Linked DNA regions of Homo sapiens: regions 2 and 3 are each linked to region 1. Evidence: chromatin contacts called from ENCODE Hi-C data. All regions are on one chromosome and are shown on one strand. The core of a region is the stretch at or near the end of the contact, and the rest is flanking DNA. Distances in the headings are between cores, read along the strand shown.

Region 1 (2,824 bases), core at 107-2,606:
AGCCTGGGCAACAAAGGGAGACGGCATCTCTACAAAAATTTTAAACGTTAGCCGGGTGGGGTGGCGCGAGCCTGTGATCCCAGCTACTCGGGAGGCTGAGGTCGGAAGATCGCTTGAGCCCAGGAGGTCGACGTTGCAGTGAGCCATGATTGCACCACTGCATTCCAACCTGGGCGATAGAGTGAGACTGTCTGAAAGAAAAAAAAAAAAAGGCTGAATCCTAGATGCCAACTGGAAGGCTTAAGACATCTATCCCCTTTTGCAAATCAGTGGGAAAATGCACTAAAGGAAAAAAAGGTAACAGAAAAATCCCTGAATATTTTTGCAAAGTTCTCTACATAAAAATGTTACCAGCCCTCCAAAATATGTCCAGGGGCCCCTTTTCACTCCCTAACTCGGCTTCATGGTCTATCTCTCTTACCCTCCTTCCAGTGCCTGTTTTTGCATATGTAAAATGGGGGTTTTAAAAGTGCCTATCACAAGGGTGGTTGTGAGGCACAGTTGAGGTAACTCCTGTACAGTGCCTGGTACAAAAGCCCTTAGCAGAAGTAAGATTAGGGGGAGGAGGAGTGAAAATGTCACAAATCACTGGGGAGGCCTTTATGTCAGTCCCCACCCTGCCATTAACTGCTTAATTCACCTATCCTCAGTTTCCGCATCTATGAAATAAGGGAATCCTTAAAACCCCTTCCAGTTTTATAATCCGATTGTGCCTTCTTTGCTAGGCTCTTCCAGTCCCCCAGAATCTGGAAAATAAAGTCGATTGAAATCAGTCTCCTGATAGTAACTGTTAGGCTGTATTGAGAATGAGATAAGCATATAAAGTGTTTGCTCGTCAAGTACCTGGGACATGGTAAGTGCTCTGTAAACGTTAGGTGTACTTGCTAACTTTTATTTCCTCCCACAAGAATGTGAATCCCATAAGAGCAAAAACCCTGTAGGTCCTGTTCAACTGTGTCCGGAGCACCTGGACCGGTATTTGGCACATCTTGAATTGAACTGAACTGAACTGAATTGAATTGAATTGAATTGATAGTCTAAGCATCCTGCCTCTCCAGGTTCCCTGGAATTCAGTTTCCTCAAGGGCAGATAAAGGAGTCACTAAAATCCCTTCCAGTCCTACAGCTTTAGGATGGTTCTTATCCCTCCTTTTCTCGCCTAGGAGTCTGAACGCCCAGGTTGAAGTTCAGACCTCGGAAAACCCTAACCCACCTTAGATTTGGAACGTGAGCCTGGGGCCTGGGGCCTGGGCCCTCCCCCGTTGCCATGGAGCGGCTCCGCCCACTGGCGCTGCGAATCCCGATCCCTGATTGGCTGGGCGGCCGACTCCCTCTCTGGATGTGTCTGCTGCCGCCATTGTGCGGCGCTGGTCCCCTCAGAGGGTTCCTGCTGCTGCCGGTGCCTTGGACCCTCCCCCTCGCTTCTCGTTCTACTGCCCCAGGAGCCCGGCGGGTCCGGGACTCCCGTCCGTGCCGGTGCGGGCGCCGGCATGTGGCTGTGGGAGGACCAGGGCGGCCTCCTGGGCCCTTTCTCCTTCCTGCTGCTAGTGCTGCTGCTGGTGACGCGGAGCCCGGTCAATGCCTGCCTCCTCACCGGCAGCCTCTTCGTTCTACTGCGCGTCTTCAGCTTTGAGCCGGTGCCCTCTTGCAGGGCCCTGCAGGTGCTCAAGCCCCGGGACCGCATTTCTGCCATCGCCCACCGTGGCGGCAGCCACGACGCGCCCGAGAACACGCTGGCGGCCATTCGGCAGGTGAGACCCCCACGTTCGCGCCCCTCGGTCCTCCCGAGAGCTCGGACTTCTACTTTTCCTTCCCAGGGTTCCCCGATCTTCTCAGGACGGCCTTCCCACTTCCTCATTCGTCCACAAGGCACACTCCCGGCCCTTGATCGCTCCCAGTGTCTAGGGATCTCCGGACTTGAGGTTTTATATTTACAGAAGACAGCAGATATGTATATAGTTTCTGTGCGCCTGACGCTAAGGTTACATACAGCCAGGAACAAGGTCAAAAGTGTCCCTGGTTTACAGAGTGTACATCGGAATGGGGGAGGCAAGCCTTAAACAAGTAAACACATAAATGAGATAACTTTAAGAGAGTGAAAGGTGCAATGAAGAAATCGGGGGAACTCGAAGGAAAGAGTTACGCTATTTTATTTAGATGGAATAGTCAAGAGAAATCGTCTCCGAAGAAGCAACATTTGAACAGAAACCGGAATTATAAGGAGCCAGGCAGGTGCAGAAGGTCCTGAGATGGGAATAATATAGGGGTGTTCAGGTAACAGAAGAGGCAGTGTGTGGCCTGACTTCAAGGAAGAGAACAAAGACTGGTGTGTGAATGAAGTAGAAAATGGGTCAGGTCAAATAGGTTCTTGGTCAGTAATTGAGGTTAGTCTAAATAGATCACCCTTCACAAGACATACGTTTGCTTGTCTTGTAAATCACTTGAGTCATTTCCTTATCACCTTTTCCCCAGACACACACATTCGCACTCGCACAACCCTGGCAGCTGGACTCACATCAGTTTCTGCCCCCTCCTTTTCACAAGGCACTCCTGAAACTTTTGATACCTCCCAGCTCTTGGCATTCTCCTAGCTTCATAATAATGACAGCTTACAGAGAGGGCTTTTCAGTGGATTAGGCACTTTTGCATCTGTGTAAATATATCTGATTCTCTTCTTTTTTATTTTTCTCTCTCTTCTTCCTTCCTTCTTCTTCTTTTTTTTTTTTTTACTTTACAGAGTCTCACTCTTTTACCCAGGCTGGAGGGCAGTGGTGCAATCTCCACGCACTGCAACCCCTGCCTCCCGTGTTCAAGCGATTCTCGTG
Region 2 (2,824 bases), core at 156-2,655, 4.9 Mb after region 1:
TCAAGTTTATGGATATAGGGAAATGCAGAGCACACCTGTCAGGATACACCCAGGCTGGATGTTGAGAAAACAGCAGCGACAAGAACAAACAAAACAACCCCATCAGCACGTGCAGTCCCTGCCGGCTCGGGGGTGTGTCCTGGGAAGAGAGTAAAGCTCTTTCCTATTGGCGATTTGGAGCATGACATCAAGACCACCCCCCTTGCAAAGGACCGACCAATGGGCTTCGGCGGGGAGGACCCAATGGCGACAGTTGAGGGCTTAACAGCGTCTAGGCTCTCACTCTGTTTTCCGCGGAAGCTGGGATGCTGCCTCCTGCCCCTCCAAAGGTCCCCGTTTAGACACAACCTGACTCTCATCTGTCGCCCCCTCCCGCCGGCTTTTTTAATAAAAGACAATTCTCGGCCGGGCGCGGTGGCTCACGCCTGTAATCTCCCCACTTTGGGAGGCCGAGGCGAGTGGGTCACTTGAGGCCAGGAGTTCGAGAACAGTCTGACCAACATGGTGAAACCCCGTCTCTACTAAAAATACAAAAATCAGCCGGGCGTGGTTACGCGGGCCCGTAATCCCAGCTACTCAGAAGGCTGAGGCAAGAGAATCGCTTGAACCTGGGAGGCGGAGGTTGCAGTGAGCCGAGATTGCTCCACCGCACTCCAGCCTGGGCGGCAGGGCAAGACTCCGTCTCTAAAAAGAAAAAAAAGAAAATTCTCTTTTGCCTAAGTTATTTCCGAGCCGCAAGTCGCAGAATCAGAAGAGCCGAGTTCTTGCCTGGCCCCAGTGTGACTTTGGGATTTCACTTTCTCCCTTCTGCGCTTCGGTCACCCTACTTTAAAGAATGGGCACAATCGCTCCGCCTTAGGCCAGGAACGTGCCTCGACAATTAGACCGTAAACTCAGCGTGGCGACTATCAGAAGCCTCATCAATTCTGGTCCGGCTGTTGCAGGGTGTGGCAAGCGCTCCTGGCGGGCAGGCGCCCCGTGGTTCCCCTCCAAGGTGTTTGGAAGCGACCCCTCCTCCTTCCCGCCCTAGGGAGCCCCAGGAGGGAGTGGCTCTGACCCTGACCCCCGAAAGGACGCAGGCGAGGCCCAGCGACCGGCTGTGCGGACGTGGGGCTCTCGGGAAGGGATAGCGCAGTTGGCCAAGCTGGGGTCCGAACCCCGCGGCCAGGAGTGGGGATGCTCAGGACTCGGGCCTGCGTGAGGAGAGGCCCCGCGCGCCTCCTACGACCCGGCTGGGGAGGCTCCGCAGAAGGGATTCCCGCTCCGTCTTCCACATCACTCCCCGATATCAAGCCCGAGTCGCCCCCTCAGCACCCCCCAGCCGTGTCGCGGCTTACCATTCCACTCGTCCCGGGCCAACCGGGCCATTATTCTCAGCACAGACCCCGCGGGAGCAGAGGAAGAGGGAGAGGCTTCGCTACCGGAAGTAACAAGACAGAGTGGGGGAAGCGTGCCCCGGCCCCGTGACCATAGAGGAGAGGCCGCTCTCCTTTCACAACCCCCCTCAACCCCGCGACCTCCCCGCTGCCTAGAGCGGCCACTCCCAGCCGGAGGAAGTGGGCGCATGCGTAATACCGCCGGTCCCGCCCCTTCCTCTTCACCCAGAGACCGAGTACCCGGGCTCGGCAGTCACAGCCCAAGGGGTGACGGGTGTGTGTCAGTTTCCGCTCCTCCTGGGCGGCTGTTCTTGTATCCGGAGGATACAAGCTTTGCCTAGAAATTAAAATATTACAAGGCCGCACCGTACTCTCTACAGTTATTTTTTGCCTTCACATTTTATGTAGAAAATCACAGGACTATACGTTCAATTTACGGTGTTAAGAATCGGAATTAAATGACTTTTATTTCTATTAAAATATTTTTTTTTTCGTAGAGATGGGGTCTCGCTGCGTTTTCCAGGCTGATCTTGAACATATGGCGTCAAGGGATCCTCCTGCCTCAGCCTTACAAAGTGCTGCGATTACAGGCGTGAGCCACCTCGTACAGCTTGAAATGGTTTTCTTATCACCACGTTTCGCCCCTTCCCAGCGTCTAGGTCACAGCGTCTAGAACTTATGCTGATTATTTGGTTTTGTTTTGTTGTTGTTGTTTGTTTTTGAGACAGAGTCTCACTCTCACCCGCCAGGCTGGCGTACAGTGGCACGATCTTGGCTCACTGCAACCTCCGCCTCCCGGGTTCAAGCGATTATCCCACCTCAGCCTCGTGAATAGTTGGGACTACGGGCGTGCACAACCACGCCTGGCTCATTTTAAAATTTCATTTTATTTTTATGGAGACAGGGTCTCGCTCTTTTCCCCAGGCTGGTCTGGAACTCCTGGGTTCAGGCGATTCTCCTGCCTCAGCCCCCGAAAACGCTGGGATTACAGGTGTGAGTCATGGCGCCAGGCCCCCATTAAACAGTTATTTATACAGATTTATTAATACGCTGCTTCCCAGTTCACATTCATTAGCACCACTGAGCCTCAATACAATCCCAGGAAATTGAGGTTTAGGAAGGTTTAATGCATTCCAGAACTAATAAGTGGCTGAGATAGATTTTGAAAATAGGTCTTCTAATCAACTTTCCTTTTGTTCGTTTGTTTGTTTTGGAGACGGAGTCTCGCTCTGTCGCCCAGGTTGGAGTGCAGTGGCACAATCTTGGCTCACTGCAACCTCCGCCTCCCGGGTTCAAGCAGTTCTCCTGCCTCAGCCTCCCGAGTAGCTGGGACTACAGGGGTGCGCCACCACGCCAGGCTAATTCTTTGTATTTTAGTAGAGATGGGGTTTCACCGTGTTGCCCAGGCTGGTCTCGAGCTCCTGGCCTCAAGCAATCCGCCTGCCTCG
Region 3 (2,824 bases), core at 132-2,631, 4.5 Mb after region 1:
TTATTTCTACCACTTTGAGCAAGTTACTGTATCTGTTATAACGGAGGTGTTGATAGTAGCTCCTACATTTGTGAGGACAAATGACAAATGAGGTGTTGATAGTAGCTCCTACATTTGTAAGGACAAATGAGAAATGTAGGTGTAATAATACAGAGAAATAATTTCCTGGTAGCTAGAAATAGAGTTATTTTGGGTGAGAAGTTGGGTAACCTGGCGATGGGAACACCATCTTCTACAGTCATTTCTTTAGTAAATTTCCTGGTATTTTTGTTGAACGGGGTGTGTAAGCTGAGGGGGAGATTTATGAAAGAAGACGATGAATACAGATGATAAAATTCTAATAAAGTTTCTGCTGTATCATGTGGCTCCTCTGTATCTTTTGTAAAATTACTTTTTGTTAATGTGCTGCAGAGTTGGATGAATTTGAGCAATATTTCCAAGTTTTAGAAGAGAGCTCCACGGTGAGACGCCTCTCACCTTGGGGACCTGTCCTCAGATTAGGGGCTCTGCAGTCAGTATCCGCAAATCCTTCCCCCACGGTTCCCAGCCCACCTGTGAGTGGCCTATTGCATTCCAATCACGACGTGTTAATCGATGATCTCTTTAGTACGTGGGGCTAGCACAGTTCAGGATCTATTTTCTCAGTTTAAGACCGTTTACATTTATTTTTATTATTTTCAGAAACAGAGTGTCCCTCTGCAGTGCCCAAACATAGCTCATTGCAGCCTCCCACTCCTGGGGTCAAGAGATCCTCCCGCCTCAGCCTACAGAGTGGCTGGGATCACAGGTGCATGCCACCGTGCCCAGTTAATTTTTAAATTTTTGGCAGAGACGAGGGTATGGGGGAGGGTGGGTCTCACTATGTTGCCCAGGCTGGTCTCGAACTCCTGGCCTCAAGCGATCCTCCTGCCTCGGCCCCCCAAAGTGCTGGGATTACAGGCGTGAGCCACCGTGCCCGCCTGATTAGGTTTATTATTACTCATTGAATGCAATCCTACGGAGCTGCACAGCAGGGTCCCAAACTCAAGCTTGTGGAAGGTCACACACCTGGGAAGCGTGGAGCAATGACCTAAAGCGCAGCAGTCGGAGCCAGAACCCGCCCCAGGAACTCGCCCGGAGGCTCTCTTGGCTGGTGCAGCTGCTCCCTGGCAGCTCTCCTTTCCCCGCTCCTTCACTCCCACGCTTTTGGGACTACACTTCCCAGCGCCCCTTGCGGAGGAGGCGGGCCGCGCGCTGCTTCCAGGGCCACTTCCTGGCTTTGGACTACATTTCCCGTGAGGCCTTGCGGCCATGTCCTGGATTTCTCCAGTCTCTTCGGCCGGCACCGCCTCCGCCTGGACTCCACTTCCCGGCAGCGCCCGCGGTGGGGCGGGGCAGGACGAGGCGGGACGCGCGGCCCGAGGGGCGGGGGCGGCGGGCGGCCCGGGGCTGCAAAGCGGGGGGCCGCCGCCTCCCTGGGCCTGCCTGGGCGGCCGCCTCCGCGATGCCGCTGCTCGTCGAGGGGCGGCGAGTGCGGCTGCCGCAGTCAGCCGGGGACCTCGTCCGAGCCCACCCGCCTTTGGAGGTGAGTGGGGCGCGGCGCGGGGCTTCGGGGCGGGCCCGAGGGGAAGCTGCAGGGCGGGCTAGCGCCCCCCTCACGCGACACAGACTTGAAACTTGGCGCTGTTGGCACATCCGGAGCCCCGGCCGTCGGCTCGCGTCTTCCCCTTGAGGGGTCGGGGAGTTTTTGCCTTCTTTAGACTTCAGCGGGCTGCCCCGGAGGCCACTCTCTGACAAGGGAGGGGACGGGGGCCCAGAGAGGTTAGGTGACTTGCCCAAGGTCGCACAGCACTGCGGCTCGGGGACACGCCGGGACCCCCATTCCCCGACGGGGCGGCTGCAGCCCCCATAGGGCTGGGTCCGTTTAGGCAAATCCGGCCGCCCGCCTTCGGGGACCCGCAGCCTGCGGTGAACGTTGCTTCGTCCTTGCGTCCCCGTGAAGCAGGAGGTTATTCCAGGGTGGGCTTCGGAGAGCGTTTGGCCTGGGGGATCTTGGCGGGGACCCCCAGTCCTTCCTCCTCTCTCTCCCCTACCCCCGGGGCGTAGGGCGCCGAGTTATTTTTAGCCGGGAGAGAGAGCCCTGCTTTCCGCAGCTGGGCCATAGGACCACGCCCTGATGCACGGGTTTTGTTTTTGTTTTTTCTGCTTTTGTGCTCAAATAGATCTCTGAACTCTTGTCCACGCTTATGCAGGGACTGTTGGCAAGGGGGTTCTCAGGTTTTAAAAAGAGCGGGGCGTGGCGGCGGGGGCAGACGTCCTATTTGCCATAGATCCTGTTAAAGGGGAATCAATCAGTTCCTTGATTTGAGAGTCAAATATCGAGCCCCTAATATCTGTTGGGCAACGTACTGATCACTGTCCCTGCCCTCGGAGTGTTTATAGTCTAGAAGGGAGAATGGTTTCTGATGAAGAAGGCTCAGATACTATAAACTGTTAAGTACCATAAAGAAAAAGCGTCCCCTTTCACTCTGAGATGGGAAGCACAGGAACCTGACCAAGTGTGTTGGGTTGGGGAAGGCATTTAGAGGTTTCATCTGTCACAGCTGTACAGTTTGTGATTATTTTGTTTGCTTGTTTGTTCTCTATTGGTCTGTCGCCAGAATGTAAGCCTCCTGAAGGCAGATAAGAGTAGTGTCCTCACTTTTGTATCCTCAGAGTGTAGGACGGTCCCTGGCATAGAATTGGCGCTCAGTAAAGATTTGCTGCATAAATGAGGTCACAAAATGACCCCTGAACGTGTTCTGAAGGGTGACAAGGACTTACTGACGGGGAGAAGGCAGACAGC

What was found. A loop is a pair of places that touch in the nucleus more often than their neighbours do. Pooled maps may share reads with other maps.
Region 2: a map of CD4-positive, alpha-beta memory T cell shows a loop between it and region 1 (9-fold over the local background). The contact joins the promoter of BFAR here to the promoter of GDE1 in region 1. A Hi-C loop is called at or near these places in 2 of 168 maps with a recorded cell type or tissue (CD4-positive, alpha-beta memory T cell and naive thymus-derived CD4-positive, alpha-beta T cell) and 13 of 50 pooled maps.
Region 3: a map of CD8-positive, alpha-beta T cell shows a loop between it and region 1 (16-fold over the local background). The contact joins the promoter of NTAN1 here to the promoter of GDE1 in region 1. A Hi-C loop is called at or near these places in 1 of 168 maps with a recorded cell type or tissue (CD8-positive, alpha-beta T cell), 1 of 37 single-sample maps with no recorded cell type and 5 of 50 pooled maps.

The regions. Positions count from the first base shown.
Region 1 is chr16:19,520,630-19,523,453 of GRCh38, reverse strand. GDE1 (glycerophosphodiester phosphodiesterase 1) reads left to right here and starts at 1,356. Exons shown (of 6, transcript NM_016641.4): 1 at 1,356-1,750. The coding sequence starts at 1,490. RefSeq lists a silencer at 1,395-1,564 and enhancers at 1,675-1,844, 1,155-1,889, 2,015-2,074.
Region 2 is chr16:14,631,532-14,634,355 of GRCh38, reverse strand. BFAR (bifunctional apoptosis regulator) reads right to left here and starts at 1,405. Exons shown (of 8, transcript NM_016561.3): 1 at 1,338-1,405. RefSeq lists enhancers at 823-1,392, 1,393-1,960.
Region 3 is chr16:15,054,631-15,057,454 of GRCh38, reverse strand. NTAN1 (N-terminal asparagine amidase) reads left to right here and starts at 1,381. Exons shown (of 10, transcript NM_173474.4): 1 at 1,381-1,564. The coding sequence starts at 1,484. It also overlaps a transcript of PDXDC1 not described here. RefSeq lists a silencer at 1,826-2,010.